Linked DNA regions of Homo sapiens: region 1 is linked to region 2. Evidence: chromatin contacts called from ENCODE Hi-C or POLR2A ChIA-PET data. All regions are on one chromosome and are shown on one strand. Each heading gives the region's core, a stretch centred on a gene start or an enhancer-like site at or near the end of the contact. The rest is flanking DNA. Distances are from core to core; before and after follow the strand shown. Region 1 overlaps LOC105373611 (a long non-coding RNA gene). Region 2 overlaps LOC105373611 (a long non-coding RNA gene).

Region 1 (5,237 bases), core at 67-2,566, 42 kb before region 2:
CACAGCTGGTGGCCTAGACACTGTGAACATCCATGAGACTTCAGTTCTCACCACGGCCACCTCCTAGACCGCAGAATCTAAAGGCTCAACACCAAAGATGTAAGCTCACAGTAAGATGTGCACAAGACTCCAAGGAAGCCCAGCCACCTGCCCTCACAGCTTTAGCTTACAGAAAAATCACACAAGCATCAAAAGTATCACAGAAGCAACAGTTTTATGACCTTAAAACATCTAGCAGAGACAGTATGTATTTGTTCGCCAGTAGACTTGGTCAAAAAAAATGTCTAAAATTCTGAAGACATTTCTATTTTGTTTTACCAACAATTTTTAAGCTAGCTTTATTTACCAAAGATTGCTAAAGTCATGTAAACTTGAAAGCATTTGGGCACGCAATTTGTGAGTACTCATGCACTTATAAGTCAATTTGGTACCACACAGACAACATACGCACAGACATGTACACATGTAAACATAAAAACAGAGATAGGCACAAAAATTTTACAGCTTGGACTTTAAAATTTTAGCCATGAGACAAGTAAAACTCACTAGTTTAAAAGGACACTTGGATTAAACTGTGCCTCTGTAAATGGAACAAATTAAAGTTTATCTGTCCCACATGGCTGAAGCCCTTACTGGTTTTGGAGAAAACAGGGTAGCAAATTAACATCTTGAAACACAGAGAAAGAATTTACATTTTCAAGAAGGGTTTTGGTTTTGTCAGAGAAAGATTAAGAAGAAATCCCACAGTAACACAAAACCATAGGAATTCACCACAGGATTGACAAGGAGCCCAATTTTATTTAGATAGGTAGCTTCTAATTTGGTCTTTGTTTTCCAACTGGGCCACTGAGCTCAGGGCAGAGCTCATTAATGAACAGAGCCCACAAAGCATTTGTAGCTTCCAGGGCCTAATACTTACAGATGTGAAAAGCAGGCCCAGCTGAAAGGCAGAGCATCTAGATCTTCAGAAATCAAGGATCCCACTTTTACATTGAATCCCATTTTCCGCAAATGAGGAAAACGTGATGGGACCAGGCCCTGCAACACTTTCTTAGAGCGCCTCACTACAAGACATTCGCCAGAGACTGCTGGGCAATCCAACAGCAACCAGCCCCCTCTGCCATCAGCCCAGCCCCCATGGGAATCCTATCCCTCGGTGGTGGGTGTTCCCACCACGTGCAAGTATCCAAACCACACTTTTCTTATCTAAACACACAAAGAAACGAGTCATCCCTGAAATAAATACACTCATTGCAACTGCTGCGGCCACCTCCAAAGCTGCAGCTCTCACATCTGACTCACCAGCCGTCACACACACAAAGGTCACCTTCCCTCTCACAGTACAATGGAACCCCTGGTGCCTACAAAGCCAAAGAGATCGGGTAACTCAATGCAAAAGAGAGCAGAGTTTCAGCCCTGAGAGGGGCATACCCGCTACTCTTGGGACTCCACAAGGAAAGTAAAAGGCCTCACAAAGGGGCTGTGGTGCCTTTTCCTGTGTTCCTCAAGAGGGCCCAGGGCTGTTGGAAGTCTCCTCTAGATTTCTTCACGTGGTATCTAACATGGCAAAAGGAAGGAGGAGCAGAAATGGAAGGAAAAACAAGTCCTAGAGGAGCGGAGCCAATTTGGGGAGATTTTAAGGTTTCTAAAAGACCAATGTTGGGAGGCGAAGACGGGCAAATCACCTAAGGTCAGGGGTTCAAGACCAGCCTGGCCAACATGGTGAAACCCTGTCTCTACTAAAAATACAAAAATTAACTGGGCATGGTGGTGGGCACCTGTAATCCCAGCTACTTGGGAGGCTGAGGCAGGAGAATCGCTGGAACCCGGGAGGTGGAGGTTGCAGTGAGCCAAGATCGTGCCACTGCCCTCCAGCCTGGGCGACAAGGGCGAGACTCTGTCTCAAAATAAATAAATAAAATAAAAAGCCAATGAAGTTTTACATTTTCGTCAGCAAAAATCATGCCAACAAGAAAGGAAGCAAACAGAGGGACCAGACATATTTGAAAAGCGGATTCTGTCAACTAAAAAACAATTCCCAGAAACAGTATCCAAAAGAGAAAAGGAAGACAGGAAAAAATTATAGTTTGAAAATCAGCTTTTAATTAAGCCTACTCTGACCATACAGCTCATTAAAAAATCCTTTCAAATCTCTTATTACCAGATTTCACTCAGGGCAATCAGAAAGTAGGCTTTCTATTCATTTGTCTGGTTCTAAAACCTGCATTTTCCCATTGTGTGTGCAAATATATTAATTTAGAAATTTCAAAAGACCCCCAATTTGGCCATTGCTACTTGGGATGATCTTGAGTTGTGTAAGTCCAAGGTGGAGCTCCACGGGTGTTATACACAAATACAGCGGGTATTTCCGAGGGCCGGGGGATGATCCTTAAGGGAAAGCTCAGCTTTGACAATCAGTTTCCCACCATTTTAGAAATTCCCTTTCAAAAGTGACCAAGGCTGGAACGATGTAGTAGGCTGAAGTGTGCTGCTCTGTGAGTGCCATTCCTCAAAGAGTCATCAGTGAGTCATGACTCATTCTTTTGTTTTTTGTTTTTGAGACAGAGTCTTGCTCTCTCTCCAGGCTGGAGTGCAGTGGTGCGATCTCAGCTCACTGCAACTTCTGCCTCCCGCGTTCAAGCAATTCTCCTGCCTCAGCCTCCTGAGCAGCTAGGACTATAGGCACATGCTACCATGCCCAACTAATTTTTTTGTATTTTTAGTAGAGATGGGGTCTCACCGTGTTAGCCAGGATGGATTCACTCTTTTACATGTCTCGGAATCTCTCATCACTTTTCGGCAGCAGAGCACTCAAGGTGCCAGGTGACCAGCCCTTATGTGCACCTTCTGGCTAAGCCAAAAATCCCTGCAGATATTTTTCTTGAAGGGAGGTCCTATAAGGCTGCTACGTATCATGGACGAACATTTCAACACCTCCATAAAGTCTCTAGTCACCTAGAGTCCCCAGTCGGTATGGAGGGAGGGAGTGTCTCTTAACTTTTGGGTGGGAGAACTCACTTACATGTTCTTTTCAGTTTAAAACCAGCAGGAATGGATTAAATTGAAATACAAGTCCAAATTACAAATAATAGGAAGCAGCTGCAATTTTTAAAGGGTGCTATGTAATTTTAGGCCAAAAAATAAAATGAAACAACTTACACTAGACTACCAATGCTGTAACCCAAATATTTTGCCATGAAGTAGAGGCAGAAAAGCCAGAAGTTCTCTGTAGAGCTCTTTAACCAAATCTCCTGTCCAGAGACAGAGATGAAAGCCCTCACTTTTAAAAGAAAGAGAGGATTTGAAAACAAAATCTAGACCTCAACTTAAAGGAAGTGAGGTCTGAATTCAAGAGGACTCACTCTTTGTACCCAGGGAAACCTCTGGAGTCGAAGGAACTCAATAGGTTCATCCTGGCACTGAGTGCCACATCCAAGAGAGCCCAGTGGCAAGGGAGCATCACTCTGAAATGTCAACCCAAAGGAAGAAACTGAGACAAAATTAATATGGGTAGAGGGTTCATTTGGGACAAGTTTGAGGACTGCAACCCAGGGGACATAGACTCAAGTTTCCCTGAATATATGCTCTGAGAGCAGCAGTTACAAGTGGGGTTTTAAAGGAAAAAAGACGGGGCAGGCAGTTCTTTAGTTGACCTAACCTATTGATTGGCTATGTGCTACTTTTTGTATCACAAATTCCAGGAACATGAAGATAATGGGCGAGGGCTACATTGTGCAACTGGTAACATTTTCGGTAATTTACCAGCCAGTCTGGAAACTGCAGGGAAGAAAACAAAGAAACTGTAATGACTTTAAACAATTAACCTTGGGCTTGGGTGCAGGGGTTGTGACTGAAATCTCATGCTCATGCCTCCTTGGGCCTGATCAGTTTTGCAGACCTTACATTCTTTTTTTTTTTTTCTTTTTGAGACTGAGTCTTGCTGTGTCACCCAGGCTGGAGTGTAGTGGCGTGATCTCGGCTCACTGCAACCTCCGCCTCCCGGGTTCAAGCGATTCTCCTTCCTCAGCCTCCTGAGTAGCTGGGATTACAGGCGTGTGCTATTGCACCCAGCTAATTTTTGTATTTTTAGTAGAGATGGGGTTTCACCATGTTGGCCAGGCTGGTCTTGAACTCCTGACCTCAGGTGATCCACCCACCTCAGCCTCCCTAAGTGCTGGGATTACAGGCGTGAGCCACCGCGCCCGGCAGACCTTACATTCTTTAGACTGCTCTGAGTCACTTTTCTTCATCAACAACAATAACTGGTGATAAAATAGAAAAGTCATAACAATCGACTGTGATGAAAGTTATGTGAATGTGCTCTCCTTCTCTCTCCCTCCAAATAGCTTCCTGCAGTATGCTAACCCTTCTTGTGATCATGTGAGATGATAAAACGCCTACATGATGAGATGAAGTGAGGTGAATGACATAGGCATTGTCACATAAATGGAAAATCCCAGAGGTAAACAATGTGTGAGTTTTAAGTTGCACAGCATTCTGAGTAGCGCCCAGGATGTGAATCCTCCCTATGCCCAGCACGTCCATGCTGCAGACACTGCCCACCCATTAAGTCACTTAGTAGCCATCTTGCTTATCAGATGGGCTGTTGTGGTATTTCAGTGCTTGCCTTCAAGTAATCCTTATTTTACTTAATAATAACCTAAAGCACCAGAGTAGCAGCAGAATATGTTCAGACCACGGTTGACCACTAGTAAATGAAACCTCAGACACAAAGCCATTGATAAGGGAAGGACTCCTATGCTAGGGAAACAGGGAGGGTGTGGATGAAAAAGAGTGCAGGTGTAAGAGAGATCAAATCCTCAACGTCCACCAGAGTAAGTCTACAGATAAAGCCTAAACTGATCAAATATGTGTGTGTATAACAGTATAAGAACATTATTGAGGAAGAGAGAGATGTGTAAATATTAGCAAAATAAAAGAAGCTGAAAGGTTATAAACGTAATTGCCTCTGGATTTAGGAAGTCTGGTGACAAGTTTAACATATCCTTTGTAGAAGCCAAGTAGAAACTGCCTCTTCACTCTCTGAAGGTTCACTGAAAAGCCACTGACAAATGGCATATTAATAGGAGAAAAGGCATACAAATATATTAACATGCATGGGAGTCACACAAAATACAAGAACTCAAAGAAACAGCCACATGGTTGATGCTGATGCTTTTATACCATCTTGAGGTTACAGAAAGAATGGGGGCTCCAACCATGGCCAAGAACAGGTA
Region 2 (5,351 bases), core at 1,240-3,739:
CTGGGCTTTTCACTTGAGTCAGTCAAAGAAGCCTCTCTGTTGATTCAACTAGTGCAATTGATTTTGCTGTTGCTTGTGATCAAAAGCAGCCTAACAGATACACTATTATGCATTTGAAAAGGGTGGCATTTAGGATCTGGATGGATTTGCTTCAAAAAACAAAAAAGGTGGCAGGCCATGGTGTGGTATAGACCCACTGGCATAAGGTGGGGTAGAAGATGGGGAGGGGGAAGGATTTAAGCAAACTCTTATAAGCTAATTGATTTTTATTTAAGAACTGCAAAAGTCAACATTTGCAGGGGCAACTCTCTTGACCCTAGAAAAACATTGTGGCATATGCAAATTTGATTTGAACAACTGGGTAAATATTCATTCAATTCAGGATGCTGCCCCCCTTCTCCTCAAGGAGGATCAAGCGCTTGTTTGCTCAGCCACTGATCCCCCCAACTCCACTGCATCCTCTCAACACCCCTCCAAGCCCAGACAGTGGAGGGGGCATGGCATCAGCCCTTCTCAAGGACCCCCCTATCCAGGCTCTATCCACATCCATCTGGCCATCTTCCCCCACCGAAACATGACCCCTCAGGATGGGGAAGTGGCTGTTACAGCACCATGCAAGCTTCTCAATTTGTCTCTATGTTACAAATCTTATCTGCTGAGTCCTTCTCTTTCAAAAAGGCTGGCTCTCTCCATTAAAAACCTAGGCTTTCAAGACTATATCTCTGCTAGGTATTTTAGGAGCATATTTTGGAATCAAAGTCAAACTGTAATACTTGATATATTAGCTAGGGTTCACCAGAGAAAAAGAACCAATAGGATATATATATGAGGACATATATGTATAAGAGAGAGAGATTATAAGGAATGTGATTATGGAGCTCTGCCAGTGGCAAGCTGAAGATGCAGAAGAGCCAGTCTTGCAGTTCCAGTTCAAATGCCATCAGGCTCAAGACCCAGAAAGAACTGACACCTCAATCTGAGTCCAAAGGCAGGAAAGCAGCAATGTGCCAGCTCAAGGCAGTCAGAGAGGAGGAGCTCCCCTTTACTCAGCCTCTCTCTTCCATTCAGGTCTTCTACTGATTAGATGAGGCCCACCCCCATTTGGAAGGGAAATCTGCTTTACTCAGTGCACTGATGCCAACGCTAATCTCATCGGGAATCACCCTGGCAAGCCCACCCAGAATGATGTCTGATCAGATGTCCAGGCATCCTATGGCCCTGCCAAGCTGACACATAACGTTAACCATCACACTTGGTCCCAGGCCACCTCTGCCTCTATGCACTGGAGGCAGGGCACCTGGAAAGCAGCCACACTTCTGGGGGAATGGTGCAAAAGCTTGCATCATATCCTAAACATTATCCTGTGACACTGATTTTCACCTTCGGGTTCTTACTACAGAGTGAACATTCCTAATACAAAAATTCAGAATCCAAAATCTGAAAGTTTTTAAGCAGCAGCATGATGCCACAAGTGGTAAATTCTACATATAAGTACTTAACACAAACTTTGTTTTATGCACAAAATTATTTAAAATATCATATAAAATTACCTTCCGTCTATGTGTATAAAGTGTACATAAAACATAAATAGGCCGGGCGTGGTGGCTCATGCCTGTAATCCCAGCACTTTGGGAGGCCAAGGCAGGTGGATCACCTGAGGTTGGGAGTTCAAGACCAGCCTGACCAACGTGGAGAAACCCTGTCTCTATTAAAAATACAAAATGAGCTGGGCATGGTGGTGCATGCTTGTAATCCCAGCTACTCAGGAGGCTGAGGCAAGAGAATTGCTTGAACCTGGGAGGTGGAGGTTTCAGTGAGCCGAGATCGTGCCATTGCACTCCAGCCTGGGCAACAAGAGCGAAACTCCGTCTCAAAAAAATAAATAAATAAATTTTGTGCTTAGACTGGGTTCCATCCTCAAGATATCTCATTATGCACATGCAAATATTCCAAAATCTGAAAAAAATCTGAAATCTGAAACACTTCTAGTCCCAAGCATTTTGAACAATGGGTACTCACCCTGTAGAAGTCCTCCCTAAGCCATCAGCCCCTCCCTCTCCCTCGTGGCTTATCCTCATCCTCCAGGCCCCTTCCATCTGAACCCTCTTCCCCAGAAGAGGTGGCAGGCAGGGCTGCTGGGGGAGCTGCTGCCCAAAACTCTGCGTGAACGGAAGCCCAGAAGCCTGCATCCAGATGGAGACTGATGGTGGGAGGAGTGGGCGACACAGACACAAAAAGCTGGAGGGCGAGCAGGAATGGGAGGCCAGGGAGCAGAGCCCATGGAGCAGAGTGGGCACCCACCAGGCCTGGCTCACCCCAGAGCACAGTCATTCAAAGCAACCTTTGCCTCCTTCACCATCTGGTCAGCACCAATGGGCCCAGGGATGGGGACACCATTTCTCACCCGCTATCGGCAGGTGACCCAAACCTGGCCCCTCTGGCGCTGTCAGAGAAAACAAACAGTGCCTATTTATAGGGCTGGGCCGGGGTAATGGTTATCTTGGCCTGCTGATAGTCCTTTTTCCCCATGAAACACATAACGCACCATAAGCACTGCTCAGAGGACGATAAAAATAGCTTTGGATCAAAGAGGTAGTTTCCTTATTTTGTCTCCAAGGACAGATCAGAGAGCTGGACTGCATGTGGGCAAATCAGTTTTGGCTCTTGGCAAGAGTTTCAATGCTTCCCCTCCACATGCACAGAAAAGTCTGCCAATGTCGATATCTGAAGCTGAGATAATAGGCTGTGGGCTGTGCTTTGTCTTTTGTTGACGCACTCCCAGCCTTCAAGGTCTCTGCTATCGTTTTGTAGACAGACAGGCTAAGCCCAGACATCAACAAGCAAAAGCAGCGAAGTCCACTTGTGCCTGCTGAACGGATGCGGGTGTGGAATAATGGTAATGACCTCCATTACAGACATCTGCTGCCTGCACCTCTGCAGACCCATAGCATCATCCCCATTTTACATGTGAGGAAACTGCAGCTCGAAGAGGCCACCAGCCCTCAACCCTAAATCCAGCTGCCCCGGAAGCCTGAGGTCTTTCAGGACTCCGCAGATTTGGAATCAAACAGCCGGGGCTTGACTCCTATCTCACCGCTTAAAAGCCCAGGCTCTTAATCTCTCTGAGCCTGTTTCTCCATCTGTAAAATGGGAGTCATAACAACTTCCAAGCTATTTGTGACTCAAAGGAGATCGTGTAACAGAGCTACATCGTGTGCAGATTGGCTTGTAGACACTAGTTATTATGGCGGTGTTTTTCTAACTGAGCCATTGATGCTTTCAAGGCACTGCTGCTCCCTCGCATGCCTCTAGAGGCAGGTGATATTACACCCACTTCACAGACGAGGAACTGCGGTGTCAGAAGATTAAGGGCCTTGCTCACGCAGCCAGGACGAAGTGAAGCCGTCGTGGGAACCCTGGTGGCAGGCTCCAGGGTGGGCGCAGCGAAGCCTAGTACCCATGGCCACGGTTGTCATGTATTTTTCTATGCTGAAGACTGTCAGGGGCGATGGCGCATTGCAAGAGAATCTTCAAACCTGGCCAAAAGTCTGTTCTCTAGTACAATTCTCAGTCTAGGGGGAAAAGATCTGATAACGTCACGCCAAGGTGTTGCTGCTGATGGTGTTTCAGTCTGTAACGCTACTGGGTGTTTGCCTCCAAACCAAAGTGTGGTGGGGCCATGTTTCATTGGAGAGCTTAATCCCACCTGCTCAGCGCTAGTCCTACCATCCCGCGCCACAGCCCTCCAGCCAGCACCCGAGGCGAGCGGGCCTGGGAAGAAGGCGGACCCCAGCCTCCCAGGCTGCTGGGTCCGGGAGCTCCGCGGCGAGGATCGCTCACCTGGGCGCTCCCCGGGACAGTGAACGGCAACAGAGCCCAGGGAAACCTGAGCGCAGGTCCGCGTGCGTCCGGGCCTCGGGGGTGGTTTCACCCGCGGGCGGGGAGGGGGCGGGGCCTTCTGTCAGCCACGCCCCCAGAGTGGAGCCCCCGCCCCGCCCAACCCCCCACCGCGGGAAGCCCCTGGGCACTGGGACCCGCTCCTTCCTCTGCAGGGCGGCCCGGCCGCGGCCTGCTGGTGGCTGTGAAGGTTACATGGAGTGCGAGTGCGTATACACAGGTAGCGATGGCAGGGCAGACGGTCGCAGCTGCCTGTAGTCCCTCCACGTCCCTGCAAAGCCCCGTCCTCTGGACCCCCATCACCCCCGCTCCCACACGTTTGCAGGCTTTATTGCCCTGCCGCGTGCGGGCCAGACCCTCCGGGAGCTGCCAGCGCAAATTCCTTCGGCAGAGGACCCGCTCTGGGCAGGAGCAGGGTGGACGGTGTGGGCGCGCCCACGCCCCGGCGGGCAGTGCCAGGCATCGGTGCGCCCGCGGAGGGGGCGGCCTAGATAAGCAGACTCACCTCTCAGGATTTAATCCGAGAGACCTAGAAGAAAGTCCCCTGCTAGCTGGGGGCGAAGCAGGTCTTTCCCCAGGGAGTACTGAGGCCGGCTCTCTTGAGCCATTCTCTTGACAGAGTGTGGAGGCAGAGGTGAGTGAGGAGGAGGAGAGAGGAGGAGAAGGGAGCAGGCCGAGCAGCAAAGAGGAGCAGAAACCCCATACAGAGAGGGGAGAGAGAATGAGAATGAATATGGATTAGTCAAGGGCTGACATAACGAAACGCCACAGGCTGGGTGGCTTCAACAACAGAGATTTATTTCTCCTACTCCTGGGGCTGGAGGCCTGATCTCAGGTGCCAGCAGGGTCCAGTTCTGGGAGGCCCTCTCCCTGGCCTGCAGGTAGCCACCTTCTTACATGGTAGAGAATGAGAGCAAGCTCCCTGGTCTCTTCTTGTAGGGGCACTAATTCTATTCTGAAGGCCCCACCCTCATGACCTCATCTAAACCCAGTTACCTCCCAAAGGCCACACCTCCTAATGCAGTTATATTGGGGGCTGGGGCTTCAGCCTAAGCATCTGGGGGGAACAGGCATTCGGTCCAAACAAGTGGGCTCAGTACTGCACTGTTCCTCACCCAGGCCCAGCCTAGGGGCCCTGCTATTCTTTTGCTCCAGGCCCCAGGTTCTCAAAACCGCAGATTCCACAGGCTGAAAGCCCTCCTGAGGCATCTTGAGTGGGCCTCTTCTGGCACCTGAAACAGCCTTAGGAAAAGCAGCATCCTTCTTGCTTCCCTAGCTAGAAGATAAATTCGCCCTCCCACTGACAGCCCCATTTTCTGAGGGCCGAGTGCTCTGGGTCCCTGCAGGATGGTGGGATTACCGAGAGCAAAGAGAGCCAGCCTCACCTTGGGGAACACGCAGACCCAGAGCACCCACTGTCCACAGACAGGCAGAGGGTCCCAGCTAGACTGCCC

Evidence for each region. Hi-C counts contacts between places; a loop is a spot of excess contacts on that map. ChIA-PET counts read pairs that join two places held with the same protein, here RNA polymerase II (POLR2A).
Region 1: a map of Calu3 shows a loop between it and region 2 (2.5-fold over the local background). The contact joins two enhancer-like sites. A Hi-C loop is called at or near these places in 1 of 168 maps with a recorded cell type or tissue (Calu3) and 1 of 37 single-sample maps with no recorded cell type. POLR2A ChIA-PET finds 5 or more read pairs at or near these places in 2 of 52 experiments (GM10248 and PC-9).

What each region holds. Positions count from the first base shown.
Region 1 is chr2:128,533,395-128,538,631 of GRCh38, reverse strand. All of the region lies in intron 1 of LOC105373611 (a long non-coding RNA gene), which reads right to left. Among named protein-coding and RNA genes, the nearest start is that of HS6ST1, 220 kb to the right of the region's middle. RefSeq lists enhancers at 535-1,331, 1,332-2,128. Within about 2 kb of position 1,316, at least 3 of the 41 ENCODE cell types and tissues checked have a DNase peak (open chromatin) inside an H3K27ac peak, as active enhancers do.
Region 2 is chr2:128,492,094-128,497,444 of GRCh38, reverse strand. The region is part of intron 1 of LOC105373611 (a long non-coding RNA gene); the gene reads right to left. Among named protein-coding and RNA genes, the nearest start is that of HS6ST1, 180 kb to the right of the region's middle. RefSeq lists a silencer at 2,644-2,844 and enhancers at 4,776-5,070, 4,885-5,351. Within about 2 kb of position 2,489, at least 6 of the 41 ENCODE cell types and tissues checked have a DNase peak (open chromatin) inside an H3K27ac peak, as active enhancers do.